Linked DNA regions of Mus musculus: region 2 is linked to region 1. The links are chromatin loops, found by intact Hi-C in ENCODE. Cell type or tissue: left cerebral cortex. All regions are shown on one strand. Links, peaks and the distances in the headings refer to the core of each region. The heading gives the core; the rest is flanking DNA. Region 1 has its middle 36 kb from the start of Gm24911. Region 2 has its middle 250 kb from the start of Gm24911.

Region 1 (8,348 bases), core at 33-8,032:
TTGATAACTTTGTGTTGGAAGTCGATTTTATGTGTTCTTGGAATGGCGACTCCAGCTTGTTTGTTCACATTGTTTCCTTTGAAAAATGCTTTCCAGCCTTTTACCCTGAGGTAGTTTCTGTTTATGTCCCTGAGCTTGGTTTCCTGTATGCAGCACAATGTTGGGTCCTGTTTATGTATCCAGTTTGTTAATCTATTTCTTTTTATTGGGGAATTGATTTCATTGACATTAAGAGTTATTAAGGAAAAGTAATTGTTGCTTCCTCTTATTTTTGTTGTTAGAGTTGGGATTCTGATCTTGCGGATATATTCTTCCAGGTTTCTGGAAGGATTACTTTCTTGTTTTTTCTAGGGCATACTTTCCCTCCTTGTGTTGGAGTTTTCCTTTTATTATCCTTTGAAGGGCTGGGTTTGTGGAAAGATATTGTGTGAATTTGGTTTTGTCATGGAACATTTTGGATTCTCCATCTATGGTAATTAAGAGTTTGGCTGGGTATAGTAGCTTGGGCTGGCATTTATGTTCTCTTAGTGTCTGTATAACATCTGTACAGGATTTTTGCTTTCATAGTCTCTGGTGAGAAGACATGTGTAATTCTAGTAGGTCTGTCTTTATATATTACTTGGCCTTTTCCCCTTACTGCTTTTAATATTATATCTTTATTTAGTGCATTTGTTGTTTTGATTATTATGTGTCAAGAGGAATTTCTTTTTGGGTACAGTCTATTTGGAGTTCTGTAGGCTTCTTGTATGTTCATGGTCATCTCTTTCTTTAGGTTATGGAAATTTTCTTCTATAATTTTGTTGGAGATATTTACTGGCTATTTAAGTTTAAAATCTTCATTCTCATCCACTCCTATTATCTGTAGGTTTGGTCTTCCCATTGTGTCCTGGATGTCCTGGATCTTTTGAGTTAGGATCTTTTTGCATTTTGCATTTTCTTTGATTGCTGTGTCCATGTTGTCTATGTAATCTTCTGCACCTTAGATTCTCTCTTTCATCTCTTGTATTGTGTTGCCGATGCTCACATCTATCTTCCCTGATTTAGTTCCTAAGATTTCTATCTCCAGAGTTGTTTTCCTTTGGGTTTTCTTCATTGTTTCTACTTCCATTTTTTTGATCTTGGATGATTTTGTTCAATTCCATCACTTGTTTGGTTGTGTTTTCCTGTAATTCTTTAAGGGATTTTTGTGTTTCCTTTTAAAGATTTCTACCTGATTAGCAGTGTTTTCCTGCAATTACTAAGGACTTCTACCAGTTTATCAGTGTTCTCCTGTATTTCTTTAAGTGAGTTATTAATGCCCTTCTCAAAATTTTCTGCCAGCATCATGAGATATGATTTTAAATCTGCGTCTTGGATTTCAGGTGCATTGGGGTATCCGGGGCTCACTGTGGTGGGCACACTGGGATCTGATGATGCGGAGTGGTCTTGGTTTCTCTTAGTAAGATTCTTATGATTACCTTTCACCATTTGCTAATCTCTGTTTCTGGCTGTGACTTGTTTCTCCTGTGATTCTTTTAGCCTCTGTCAACACTCCTGGGAGTCCAACTCTCCTCTGAGTCCCAGTGGTCAGAAAACTCTCTGCAGGCAATCTCTCCTCTTGCAGGAAATGTGCACAAAAGTCTGGAGCTCAGATCTACCTCTTGAGTCCAGGGTTCAGAGCCTTCCCTGGAGGCGGACTCTCCTCTGGAGGGGAAGGTGCCCAGGTTTCTGGGTTTCAGCTTTGCCTCCTGGCTGGGGATGAAGGCCCAATGGAACCCTGTCCAAGAAGGTTTGTTGTTTCTGCCACCCATGTGCTCTCCTATGTCAACTGGTCTCTGTGATTCCACGATCCTGGTTGTGCTAGGGTCTGCTGAGTTCATGCCCAAGATGGTGCGGGGCTGGAACCACCAGATCGAATCCTGGCCACTGGTTAGGCAGATTTCCTTTGTCCCTGTTCCTGCAGTGATCCCAAGATCCTGCGTGTTCTAGGGCCCGCAGATTTTGTGCCCAAGTGGGAATGGCACCAACTGGTACAAACCCAAAATAGTGATCCAGCGGGTTTCCTTTGTCCCTGTTCCTGGTGACCCAAGACCCTCCAGCTTTTTTGGAACAGATGTTGCATTCTACTCACCAGTGATCTCAAGATCTTGGGTATGCTAGGGCAGCTGCAGCATGGAGAGTCCTCTGAGAACCTTGGGACCCTCCACCAAGTGCTAGGCCAAGATGGAAAACTTAATCTTTATTAGATTATACCATTAGGAAACACTAGAAAGTAGAAGAAAATTAGAGACTGGATATAGTTAGGAGCAAAAAGTAACTGCATAGTGTTTCTGAAGGACTGGCATTTAAAAAATTGTTTTCTGTTTTTTTGTTGCTTTGTTTGTTTGTTTTATTTCTAGCCCTTGTCCTTTAGTCTCTCATGGTCACTCAGTGTTTTTCTCATTCTTTCATTCTTTAACAAAGCTACTCTATTTCATGTACACTGTACTACCAGGCTCTGTAAACTCAAGCCCAGAAACAATACAGTAGAGTGTTGGTGAGTAGACATTTGAGATTCTGTGAGACAAAAGAAAAATGTGTTCCTTAAAACTCATTATACAAGTTTTTCTCCCAAAAGTCACTCACAGTTGACAATGAGAGTTTCATAGACATGAATAACTGAAACTCTCTCACCTTAAAGTAAATCTCTTTTCACAATGTCACCACCTGATAACAATTCAAAAAATGTTGGAGTATTAAGGAAAATTACAGGGTTAGAGAAATCAAAGACAGTGTTTTCTTTTTTTTAATTAGGTATTTATTTCATTTACATTTCCAATGCTATCCCAAAAGTCCCCCTCACACTCCCCCACCCACCCACTCCCACTTCATGGCCCTGGCATTTCCCCATACTGAGGCATCTAAAGTTTGCCTGAGCATCTGCGGGAGACATCTTGGTTCCCAGACTTCACTTCGTGACATATGTTGCTCAGATCAAGGTGTTATAAGGGCACACACTGTGTATTTTTCCTCTTTGACCTGTAGTTAGCAAAGTTAAAACTGTGAAATCTTATGTATTAATTCAGGGAATATGGTTATTATAAATTGTCTTTTTAATTTTAAGAGATGTCTACTGTAAACACTTCATAGGTAACACATACTATTTTTTTTTAACCAAACAGAATTATTTAAGTGAGTTAATATTTAATAGTTTCTTCTCTGCTGTATATTCCCTGACAGCAGGATATTCTATATTACAGCATTATATCTTTGAAGTATATTATTCAAAATAGAGAGTACCTACATTAGAAATGCCATCTATAATTATAAATCTTTGATATGCAATTCATTCTCTGGAGACATACAAGTGGTTTGACCTCAGGTGTCTGGGGACACTGGTCTTGTGCTAAGTTCTCAGATCAGTAAGCCTTGCAGCTGTGACCAATCCTAACTGCTTCTTAATGATTTGCATATCCTCACTACATCGCCTTGGGGACTTCTTCATATACCAGTCAAACATATCCTGTGCCATTGTCATTGCAGTCAGGACTCAGCATGGACATGAGGGCTCCTGCTCAGGTTTTTGGCTTCTTGTTGCTCTGGTTTCCAGGTAAAATGAACTAAAATTGGAATTTCACTGTTACACTGTGATTAGTGTTGACTGGCATTTGGGGGATGCCCTCTTTTATCATGCTTATCTATGTGGATATTCATTATGTCTCCACTCCTAGGTGCCAGATGTGACATCCAGATGACCCAGTCTCCATCCTCCTTATCTGCCTCTCTGGGAGAAAGAGTCAGTCTCACTTGCCGGGCAAGTCAGGACATTCATGGTTATTTAAACTTGTTTCAGCAGAAACCAGGTGAAACTATTAAACACCTGATCTATGAAACATCCAATTTAGATTCTGGTGTCCCAAAAAGGTTCAGTGGCAGTAGGTCTGGGTCAGATTATTCTCTCATTATCGGCAGCCTTGAGTCTGAAGATTTTGCAGACTATTACTGTCTACAATATGCTAGTTCTCCTCCCACAGTGATACAAATCACAACATAAACCCCATGAAATCAGAAATGAGAGGCTGGGCTGCTCCAGCTGCTCCTTCTCATGAATCACCCACTCTGAATTTCTCAGATGTAACAGGTCTCTCTGAGAGTTTGGGGTGACTCATAAGACACAAAATACACATATGCAATGCTTCTGGAAGGCAGGAGGGCACTACAGTCTTGATCACTCTAATTCCATACAAAAGAGAATAATAAAGTCAGGAGATATAATGCCACCTTTCTAGGGTTCCAGTTTCCCTAGTTATGCTGTCCTTTGACTGTCTCTATGAATTCTAGACTGAGTTTGCCAACTTTCAAAACTCTTTCCGGAATAAGATTTGCTTTACATTGAGTTTTTTATCAAACTGGAGATGATATACGTTTAAATCTCTTTTATGGGTTTGAAGAGAAAACCCAGTGGTTAAGAGCATTTGTTTATCCTGAAAGTGACAGGTGTGTGATTCTCAGCACCCATAAGGTAACTGAAACACACACACACACACACACACACACACACACACACACACACACACACACACACACACACTCATATACCAGATAAGGCAATCTGATACCATTACATATGGTATTGAGTCATCATGTTGGTACTGGGAATTGATCTCAGGACCTCTGGACAAGGAGTCAGTGCTCTTAACCACCCAACAGCTGTCTTAATTTCAATTTCAGTAGACTCAGTACTATCCTCTGTTCTTTGATGCTACATGTACATAATTTTCTTAGGGGAATGCAAACAATACATATGTTCATTTTTGTAAAAAAGTATTTTGAGGTATCAACACAGACACATAGTCTATTCATTTGTTTGCCTTTTAATATACAGGAGCTTTTCCTCTATCTTCAGTCTATGTAGAGACTTTCTTGTAATTACTTTCAATTATCTATGTTGTTTTCTTTATTTATGAACTTGTATGCTAATATTATTTGCACACATTTTATTTCATTCATTTCATTGCTCATTTCTAACTCTATTTGTTTTATCTGTGCTATTGTTTTAGGTACAAATGGCAACAATAGACATTTTGGCCTTTTGTAGAATCTGGGGCATAAATGCCCAATATTTCTCCACTGAATATTGTATTTGCTTGAGCCTTATAGACAATACATGACATAAGATATTTTTGTTATTATGTTTTCTTCTTTAAAGATGTATGGGGAACAGTTAATGATTCCCATATAAGTGATTTTAAGGAAGCATAGAAACAAGTACATAATTCTTTTCCTTAATTGTCAATAGGACTAAGCAACGTGTCTTGTCCTTTGATAGTACTGGAGTGCATATAATGTAATAAGGGACATGAGAAAAATACATACATTCATTTTTTAAAAAAGAAGTTCAGAGTATGAACACAAATATGCTCCCTATTTACTTGTATGCCTTTTAATATACAGGTACTATTCTTCTATCTTCAGTGTATGTATAGATATTTTGTCATTACTTTCAAATGTCTATGTTGAGCTTCCGTGATTTATCAATTTGTCTACTAAAATTATTACCAAACATTTTATTTCTTTCATTTCATTGCTCATTTCTTCCTAAATTTGTGTCTGTTTTATTGTTTTAGATACAGCCAGAGACATTTTGATCTTTTGTATAATCTGAGGTATAAATGTCCAATATTTCCCCACTGAGTATTATATTTGACTGAGGTTTAGAGACAGCACATGTCAGTAAAATATTTTTGTGGCTATGCCTTTTTCTTTAAAGATTTATGATGTAGGGTTAATGACTCCCATATAAGCGATTTTAAGGCACTATAGAGATAATTATATAACTCTTTACCTTAATTGTCAAACGGGTGAACAATATGGATACAGTGTGTAATCTTAAAGTGCCTGTTGTCTTGGGAAATACATTCAACTACAACACAATGCCTCCCAAGAGGAAAACAAACTGGAAAATGTACAGAAGGGGAAGGAGTGGATGAGGAACATGAAGAAGAGACACAAAAACACAATTTACTTTATTCCTTTCTTCTATATCCAGGTCTCTACTAACAACCCAGTTGAAAACAAAAATCAAAAAAAAAAAAAAAAACCAAACAAAAAAACTTCGTTGGATTTTTTTTCTTGTTCTTTTTTTTATTATTAGGTATTTTTCTTGTTTACATTTTCAATGCTATCCCAAAAGTCCGCCATACCCACCCCCCCCAACCCCTACCCACCCACTCCCCCTTTTTGGCCCTGGGGTTCCCCTGTACTGGGGCATATAAAGTTTGCAAGTCCAATGGGCCTCTCTTTCCAGTGATGGCCGACTAGGCCATCTTTTGATACATACGCAGCTAGACACAAGAGCTCCGGAGAATTGGTTAGTTCATATTGTTGTTTCACCTATAGGGTTGCAGTTCCTTTTAGCTCATTGGGTAATTTCTCTAGCTCCTCTATTGGGGGCATTGTGACCCATCCAATAGCTGACTGTGATCATCCACTTCTGTGTTTGCTAGGCCCCGGCATAGTCTCACAAGAGACAGCTATATCTGGGTCCTTTCAGCAAAATCTTGCTAGTGTACGCAATGGTGTCAGCGTTTGGAAGCTGATTATGGGATGGATCCCTGCATATGGCAATCACTAGATGGTCCATCCTTTCGTCACAGCTCCAAATTTTGTCTCTGTAACTCCTTCCATGGGTGTTTTGTTCCCATTTCTAAGAAGGGGCAAAGTGTCCACACTTTGGTCTTCCTTCTTCTTGAATTTCATGCGTTTAGCAAATTGTATCTTATATCTTGGGTATCCTAAGTTTTGGGCTAATATCCACTTATCAGTGAATACATATTGTGAGAGTTCCTTTGTGATTGGGTTACCTCAGTCAGGATGATGCCCTCCAGGTCCATCCATTTCCCTAGGAATTTCATAAATTCATTCTTTTTAATAGCTGAGTAGTACTCCGTTGTGTAAATGTACAACATTTTCTGTATCCATTCCTATGTTGAGGGACATCTGGGTTCTTTCCAGCTTCTGGCTATTATAAGTAAGGCTGCTATGAACATAGTGGAGCATGTGTCCTTCTTACCGGTTGGGACATCTTCTGGATATAGGCCCAGAAGAGGTATTGCGGGATCCTCCGGTAGTACTATGTCCATTTTTCTGAGGAGCCGCCAGACTGATTTCCAGAGTAAAATAAGAAAATTGCTCTATTATGTTAGAAGTTTTAGTGCTGCCACCTTCTCACCTATAAGGCAGACATTTTTGTCTTTTCTTACTGTATGCAGTCATTGTCACCCTTAACCATAACAGAAAGAAGATCAAAGCGTGAACCTGTTCTCCCTCCAATGTTTCCATCTCAGTGAATATTTGCCTTCTTCATTCCTCAGAAAATTTTTAATTTTTAAGGAAAGTGTGATTTTGTAGCCATCATGATAGCTATGACATGTATAACTGAAAAAATTTGATAAGCCTGGGGACTTGCTTTCATTTACTCAACTATTTATAAAGCTAGCAACTCTCAGATTTTAGGACTTTCAGTGCACACATAGCGAATAGACAGACAGACAGAAGGAAAGGTGGATGATATATAATCTCTATCTATGTGACCCTCTATTTTTCCACATCTAAACCAAAACAGACCATAAATACATGGAAAACAGCCACATATTTTCTAGTCTCTTTTGCTCCTGATGTTATATTATTCAATTTTACACACTTTAAGTACAGTATTGTGCCTTGGCTTCCTTAAAGACATTAATGTGAGTTCTGGGAAGAAGTCCTTTAGAGATTTCTGATATATGACAATGAAAATTCAAGACCACTTAAGTTTATTATATCTGTTTTTCATAAACATGCTTGTTTTATATTACATTGTAGTTTAGCATTGCCTTTAACCGTGATATGACAAAATCTAAGGTAATTGTTTGGAGAAACAATTCTCTGTATGCATCAGAGTGGCAGTAGTCAATTTTAGGTAATAGAAGCCATTGGGCAAATATTAGTGAAAGGGTTCAAATACAAAAGGTGAGTGAGGAGTGTTTAGGACAGGAGAATAACATCCTATATCTCTTTCCCAAGGCACAGTTTGACAGTACATAAGGAAGGAAATATGTGAGAAAGACCAAGACTGAAAACCTAAGTGACTTGCTACTTAAAGCAAAATCCTTAGAATGATGACAGCTCTGAAATTCTCCACAGCTGGGGATCAGAGATACTTGAAAACCACAGACAAATACCCCAAAATTTTTACTTTCAGTAGCATCCAAGTTAAAAAGGAAACAAAAAACACATTAAGGGGACTCTTGGGAAAAGGTGGAGGTTTGGAATTTTCTGAATTGTAACACCATGTATAACCCAAGACAGTTAAATTCAAAAGAACCAGAGAGAAAGAATATTGGAAATCT
Region 2 (8,348 bases), core at 113-8,112, 210 kb after region 1:
TCAGGACTCAGCATGGACATGAGGGCTCCTGCACAGATTTTTGGCTTCTTGTTGCTCTTGTTTCCAGGTAAAATGAACTAAAATTGGAATTTCACTGTTCCACTGTGGTTAGTGTTGACTGGCATTTGGGGGATGTCCTCTTTTATCATGCTTATCTATGTGGATATTCATTATGTCTCCACTCCTAGGTACCAGATGTGACATCCAGATGACCCAGTCTCCATCCTCCTTATCTGCCTCTCTGGGAGAAAGAGTCAGTCTCACTTGTCGGGCAAGTCAGGACATTGGTAGTAGCTTAAACTGGCTTCAGCAGGAACCAGATGGAACTATTAAACGCCTGATCTACGCCACATCCAGTTTAGATTCTGGTGTCCCCAAAAGGTTCAGTGGCAGTAGGTCTGGGTCAGATTATTCTCTCACCATCAGCAGCCTTGAGTCTGAAGATTTTGTAGACTATTACTGTCTACAATATGCTAGTTCTCCTCCCACAGTGATACAAATCATAACATAAACCCCATGAAAGCAGAAATGAGAGGCTGGGCTGCTCTAGCTGCTCCTTCTCATGAATCACCCACTCTGAATTTCTCAGATGGAACAGGTCTCTCTGAGAGTTTGGGGTGACTCCTAAGACACAAAATACACATATGCAATGCTTCTGGAAGGCAGGAGAGCACTACAATTCTGATTACTCTAATTCCATACAAAAGAGAATAATAAAGTTAGAAGATATAATGCCACCTTTCTAGGGTTCCCTAGTTATGCTGTCCTTTGACTGTCTCCATAAATTCTAGACTGAGTTTGCCAACTTTCAAAACTCTTTCTCGAATACCATTTTCATTACACTGAGTTTTTTTTTCTTTTTTTTTTTTATCAAACTGGAGATGATATATGTTTAAATCTCTTTTATGGGATTGGAGAAAAAACCCAGTGGTTAAGAGCATTTGCTTATCCTGAAAGTGACATGTGTGTGATTCTCAGTACCCATAAGGTAACTGACAGCTATCTCTTTTTATCATTATATGTATTCTCTGTGTACACACACAGACACACACACACACACACACACACACACACACACACACACACACAGACAGACTCATATACCAGATAAGGCAATCTGATAACATTACATATGGTATTGAGTCATCATGTTGGTACTGGCAATTAAACTCAGGACCTCTGGACAAGGAGTCAGTGCTCTTAACCACCCAACAACTGTCTTAATTTCAATTTCAGTGGACTCAGCACTATCTTTTGTTCTTTGATGCTACATTTACATAATTTTCTTAGGGAAATGCAAACAATACATACGTTCATTTTTGTAAAAAGTAGTTTGTGGTATCAACACAGACACACACTCTATTCACTTGTTTGCCTTGTAATGTACAGGAATTTTCCTCTATCCTCAGTCTATGTAAAGATTTTCTTGTAATTACTTTCAAATATCTATGTTGTTTCCTTTATTTATGAACTTGTATACTAATATTATTTGAAAACATTTTATTTTATTCATTTCATTGCTCATTTCTTACTCCACTTGTTTTATTCGTGCTATCGTTTTTGGTACAAATGGCAACAATAGACATTTTAACCTTTTGTAGAATCTGGGGCATAAATGCCCAATATTTCTCCATTGAGTATTGTATTTGCTTGAGCCTTATAGACAATACATGACAGTAAGATATTTTTGTTATTATGTTTTCTACTTTAAAAATGTATGAAGAACAATTAACCATTCCCATATAAGTGATTTTAAGGTAGCATAGAGACAAGAACATAATCCTTTTCCTTAACTGTCAATAGGACCAAGCAACATGTTCTGTCCTTTGATGGTACTGGATGTGCATGTAATGTTCTTAGGGACATGAGAAAAATACATACATTCATTTTTAAAAAAGAATTTCAGAGTATGAACACAGATATGCTCCCTATTTACTTGTATGCCTTTTAATATACAGGTACTATTCTTCTATCCTCAGTGTATGTATAGATATTTGGTCATTACTTTCAAATGTCTATGTTGAGCTTCTGTGATTTATCAATTTGTCTGCTAATATTATTACCAAACATTTTATTTCCTTCACTTCATTGCTCATTTCTTCCTAAATTTGTGTCTGTTTTATTGTTTTAGATACAGCCAGAGACATTTTGATCTTTTGTATAATCTGAGGTATTATTCCCCACTGAGTATTATATTTGACAGAAGTTTATAGACAGCACATGTCAGTAAGATATTTTTGTGGCTATGTGTTCTTCTTTAAAGATTTATGATGTAGAGTTAATGACTCCCATATAAGCGATTTTAAGGCACTATAGAGATAATTACATAATTCTTTACCTTAATTGTCAAATGGGTGAACGATATGGATACAGTGTGTAATCTTAAAGTGCCTGTTGTCTTGGGAAATACATTCAACTACAACACAATGCCTCCCAGGAGGAAAACAAACTGGTGAATGTACAGAAGGGGAAGAAGTGGATGAGGAACATGAGGAAGAGACACAAAAACACAATTTACTTTATTCATTTCTTCTATATCCCTGTCTCTACTTACAAACCAGCCCCCCCCCAAAAAAAAAAAAAAAACTTTGTTGGAATTTTTTTTAACAAAATAAGAAAATTGCTCTATTATTTTAGAAGTTTTAGTGCTGCCACCTTCTCACCTATAAGGGGAGACATTTTTTTGTCTTTGCTTACTGTATGTAGTCGTTGTCACCCTTAACCATAACAGAAAGAAGATCAAAGCGTGAACTTGTTCTCCCTCCAATGTTTCCATCTCAGTGAATATTTGCCTTCTTCATTCCTCAGAAAATTTTTAATTTTTAAAGAAAGTGTGATTTTGTAGCCATCACAATAGCTATGACATGTATAACTGAAAAAAAATTGATAAGCCTGGAGACTTACTTTCATTTACTCAACTATTTATAAAGCTAGCAACTCTCAGATTTTAGGACTTTCAGTGCACACATGGTGAATAGACAGACGGACAGAAGGAAAGGTGGATGATATATAATCTCTATGTGACCCTCTATTTATCCACAACTAAACCAAAACAGACCATAAATACATGGAAAACAGCCACATATTTTCTAGTCTCTTTTGCTCCTGATGTTATATTATTCAATTTTACATACTTCAAGTACAGTGTTGTGCCTTGGCTTCCTTAAAGACATTAATGTAAGTTCTGGGAAGAAGTCCTTTAGAGATTTCTGACATACGACAATAAAAATTCAAGACCACTTAAATTTATTATATCTGTTCTTCATAAACAGGCTTGTTTTATATTACATTGTAGTTTATCATTGCCTTTAACCTTGATATGACAAAATCTAAGGTAATTTTTTGGAGAAACAATTCTCTGTATGCATTAGGGTGGCAGTAGTCAATTTTAGGTAATAGAAGCCATTGGGCAAATATTAGTGAAAGGGTTCAAATACAAAAGGTGAGTGAGGAGTGTTTAAGACAGGAGAATAACATCCTATATCTCTTTCCCAAGGCACAGTTTGACAGTACATAAGGAAGGAAATGTGTGAGAAAGACCATGACTGAAAACCTAAGTGACTTGCTACTTAAAGCAAAATCCTTAGAATGATGACAGCTCTGAAATTCTTCACAGCTGGGGATCAGAGCTACTTGAAAACCACAGACAAATACCCAAAAATTATTACTTTCAGTTTCATCCAAGTAAAAAAGGAAGCAAAAAACACATTAAGGGGACTTTTGGGGAAAGGTGGAGGTTTGGAATTTTCTGAATTGTGACACCATGTATAAACCAGGACAGTTAAATTCAAAAGAACCAGAGAGAAAGAATATTGGAAATCTTGAAAAAGGTGGTAGGAAGGGTAGTGAGATGAACACAGACAGGAGCACTGACTGGTCTTTCAGAAGACTTGGGTTCAGTTCTTAGCATGTACCTGGTGGTTTACAAACATTTACAACTTCAATTCTATGGAACCTGCTGACTCCTTTTGACTTTCCTGGGCACAGGCATGTACATTGTCATCCATAAATACAAGTAAAACCACTCATCCATAAAATTAAATAAAAGCAACCTTAAAAACTAAGAAAGCAGATTAGCAAGAGGAAGTTGAAAGAATACAGAGTAGAAATCAGGAAAAAACCTGTGACTCAAGCAAGAGCGCTCTTGGTGGGACTCAGTGGTGGGAGTACCACAAGCTAAACCGGACCACTCTGTTATTCCTACCCACACAAAAAGCTCACAGCACTTAAGATCTTGACCACCATTGATGACATTTAATGTTTTGGTAATTCTTGCTTGGCTCTTGAGAAGCCTAGTCTATCACTCTGTATGTCAGAGACTAGACTAGACTGTAGAACTGGAAACAGGAAACAAAACAAATCAAGAAGTCAGAAGCAACCCCCAAAGATATATTCCTGGACAGTAGGAAGGCCAAATGAGGGGATGCTGAGTAGTAGTATCAGCAGCAGGAACAGGTTGTGGATGACATAGAAATCAGGGCACCATTTGCTGTGGGACAGACAAAAAAAATATCATCTGAGGATGAGAGCAAAGAGCAATAGCCTTAGTACAATGAACTGCTTAGCCTCAATTGCTCCATCGAGACCCATCAAAGCTCCCAGGGACTAAACCACCAACCAAAGAGTACACAGTGGGTACCTATGGCTTCAAGTGGATAAGTAGCAGAGTATTGCCTTACCTGTCATCACTGGGAGGGTAGATGCTTTGTCCAGTGGAGACTTGATTGCACAGGATAGGGGAAAGCTAGGCTGCTTAGGCAGGAGTGGGTGGGTTGCAGGGTGAGAGAAGAGGGGATAGGGGGCTCGTGGATAGAAAACTGACAAGGGAGGATAATATTTGAAATGTAAATATATAAAATAACCAATAAATACAAAAAAGGGCAGAATTCTCACTCTTATACCATCAATATATACTTTCATAGGAAGGTATAATGCAAAACCAAAATCATTTAGTAGTTAATGCAATTTAAGACCTATGGATAAATGAAAGCTGAGTGTTTCTGGAAATTCCTTCATATTTGCACATATCATTAAAGTAGGTGTGGTAAGAATTCAGATGCAAGATGACCTGCATATTAATGATTTACTTGTTTTGATTTAAAGGAAATGTATATCCTCATATTCATATCTACTAAAAGTGTCCTAAGAGAATCTTCCTCAGATCCTGAGGCTATCAGGTGAGAACTCAGAAATGTCTTCCAAGCCTCAAAAATCCAAGAGACGCAGATACACTAGTTGTCAGCAAAGAGAGAATTTAGGGAAGAGGCAGAGAATGCAGCATTACTATTAACTCATCCAATAGCTGCTGCGTGGTACTCCTGGTGGGGATGGTGCTCTGTATATTGAAGAAGCTACCTATGACTACACATTTGTTCTCACCATCACTCAAGTCCAGGCCCCTGGAAAATCAGTGGGTTCAGGCCCATGCTGCAATAGTCTGTGTCCTTTCATAGGTATGTTTGTAAAGGATGTCCCTAAGGATTCTCAGAGTTCAGGAAATCCTTAGGTTTTTTGAGCAAACAGTGATGTTGCTGCTTGAATAAAGATAATTTCTCTAGTTACTGCTCAAGAATGAAAGGTTAAAGTATCATTTGTAGGACACAGCAGAGCCATGTATCAGGTAGCAGTGTTTTCTGTGACAGAATTCAAGTATATCCACACTAGTTGAGTAATTATGAGATAAAGGTAGCAAATGATAGAAAACCAACATATGGAGGATCTAAAGCTGAGGAAAAGGTGCATTTAGTCTCTAAGTATGAAAGCACCTCCATCTTCACATGGAGGCAGAACTTCAAGTGACACAGGTTGCTCAGATCAAGGTGTTATAGGTGCTTGTGCTGTGGGTTTCCTCTCCTTGAACTGTAGTCAGCAAAGTTAATGCTGCAAAATCATGTTTTAATTCAGTGAAAATGGTTATGATAAATTGGCATTTTAATTTCAAGAAATTTCTACTCGAAACACTTCACAGGTGAACACATACTATATTTTTTAACCAATCAGAATTATTTGAGTGAGTTTCTTGTAGTAGTTTCTTCTCTGTTGTATATTCCCTGACAGCAGGATAATCTTCTCTATTACCCCATTATATCTTTGAAATATATTATTCACAATAGGACTACATACATTAGAAATGCCATATATAATTTTAAATCTTTGAAAAGAAATTTATTCTCTGGAGACATACAAGTGGATTGACCTCAGGCTTCTGGGGACACTGGGCTTGGGCTAACTGCTGAGATGAGTAAGTCCTGCAGCTGTATCCAGCAATAATTGGTTCCCAATGATTTGCATGTTCTCAATGCATAGCCTTGGGAACTTCTTCATATACCAGTCACACATATACTGTTCCATTGTCACTGTAGTCAGGACTCAGCATGGACATGTGGACCTCTGCTCAGTTTCTTGGGATCTTGTTGCTCTGGTTTCTAGGTAAAATGAACTAAAATTGGAATTTCACTGTGATTAGTGTTGACAGGCATTTGGGGACTGTCTTATTTTATCATGCTTACCTATGTACATATTCATTATGTCTCCACTCCTAGGTGCCAGATGTGACATCCGGATGACTCAGTCTCCATCGACCATGTTTGCCTCTCTGGGAGACAGAGTCAGTCTCACTTGACGGGCTAGTCAGAGCATTAGAGTTTATTTAAGCTGGTATCATCAGAAACCAGTTGGAACTATTAAACTCCTGATCTACTCCACATTCAAATTAGATTCTGGTGTCCCATCAAGGTTCAGTGGCAGTGGGTCTGGGTCAGATTATTCAATCACCATCAACAGCCTAGAGTCTGAAGATGTGGCAATTTATTACTGTCTACAATATGCTAGTTCTCCTCCCACAGTGATTCAAATCACAACATAAACCCCATGAAAGCAGAAATGAGAGGCTGGGCTGCTCTAGCTGCTACTTCTCATGAATCATCTACTCTAAGTATTTCTCAGATGTAACAGGTCTCTCTGAGAGTTTGGGGTGACTGATATGACAAAAAATACACATGTGCATTGCCTCTGGAAGGCAGGAGTGTACCACAGTCCTAATCACTCTAATTTTATACAACAGAGAATAATGAAGTCAGGAGATATAATGCCACCTTTCTAGGATTTCAGTTTTTCTAGTTAGGCTGTCCTTTGACTCTCTACATAAATTCTTGACTGAGTTTAACAACTTGTAAACCTCACGAATAATATTTGCATTACATTGAGTTTATTAACAAACTAGATATGATATCCATTTAAATCTCATTTATGGGTTGGAGGGAAAACCCAGTGGTTAAGAGCATTTATTTATCCTGAAAGTGACATGCATTTGATTCTCAGCACCCATAAGGTAACTGACAGCTAATTCTTTTTGTCATTATATGTATTCTCTGTGTTCATACAGACACACAGACACACACATTCATACACCAGAAGAGGGAATCTGATACCATTACGATTTTGAGTCATCATGTGGTTACTGGGAATTGAAGTCAGGACCTCTGGACAAGGAGTCGGTGCTCTTAACCACCCCATAGCTGTCTTAATTTCAGTTTCAAGTACTATCTTCTGCCCTCACCCCCCATTTTTTTTAAATTTAAACAATTTTTTATTAGACTTTTTTTCATTTACAATTCAAATGCTATCCCGAAAGTCCCTTATACCCTTCCTCTACCCTGCTCCACAACCCACCCACTCCCTCTACCTGGCCCTGGCATTCCCCTGTATTCAGGCATATAATTGCAAGACCAAGGTCCTCTCCTCCCAATGATGGCCAACTAGGCCATCTTCTGCTACATATGCAGCTAGAGACAGGAACTCAGGGGGTACTTACTGGTTAGTTCATACTGCTGTTCTTCATTTTGTAAAACTGTAGCATGAGAGCAGTGTGGCTTCATAGTGACTGAGACATATTGGCAGCCTTGGCTCTAGGGAACAATGGAATCTAATGAACAGATAGACTGAGTAGTTACATGAATAAGTTAAACCAGTCACTTTTAAGAGGTGGTACATTCTGTTTAAAAGGGGAATCCGTCTCTCCTGTGCAGATTAATGGGAGAGGCAAAAGTAGAGTCCACAAAAGTATTATGGTCAGGTATAAAATGGAAAAAGTAAAAGAGTTGTGTCTAGTGAGCAAGTATTTCACTTTGAAATTGGAGTTGGAGGGACACCTCAACAAGGGTAACAAAATAGTGATAGTGAATGAAGTCAAAGACTGTAGTACACTGAGGTAAAAGAATTCTACTGAATTTTTTTTTCTTCCAGACGCAGTCATTCAAGAAGATAGTAATTGGTTATATGTTATATGTTATATGTGCTACACTCAGATAAGCTTCAGAAGAAACACACATACAGGGTGTATGGAAGGA

What was found. Hi-C counts contacts between places; a loop is a spot of excess contacts. Peaks named below come from ENCODE experiments on the same cell type or tissue, not always from the same donor. Only the 100,000 strongest peaks of a DNase experiment are listed, where the experiment ranks them.
Region 2: it touches region 1 in a loop (4-fold over the local background); 12 of 42 quality-filtered maps call a loop at or near these places.

Annotation. Positions count from the first base shown.
Region 1 is chr6:67,836,280-67,844,627 of GRCm38, forward strand. It overlaps Igk and Igkv9-129. Among named protein-coding and RNA genes, the nearest start is that of Gm24911, 36 kb to the left of the region's middle. In left cerebral cortex, for the core only: no CTCF peak of the experiment used is centred there; a DNase peak (open chromatin) is centred at 4,072.
Region 2 is chr6:68,049,971-68,058,318 of GRCm38, forward strand. It overlaps Igk, Igkv9-120 and the pseudogene Igkv9-119. Among named protein-coding and RNA genes, the nearest start is that of Gm24911, 250 kb to the left of the region's middle. In left cerebral cortex, for the core only: no CTCF peak of the experiment used is centred there; no DNase peak of the experiment used is centred there.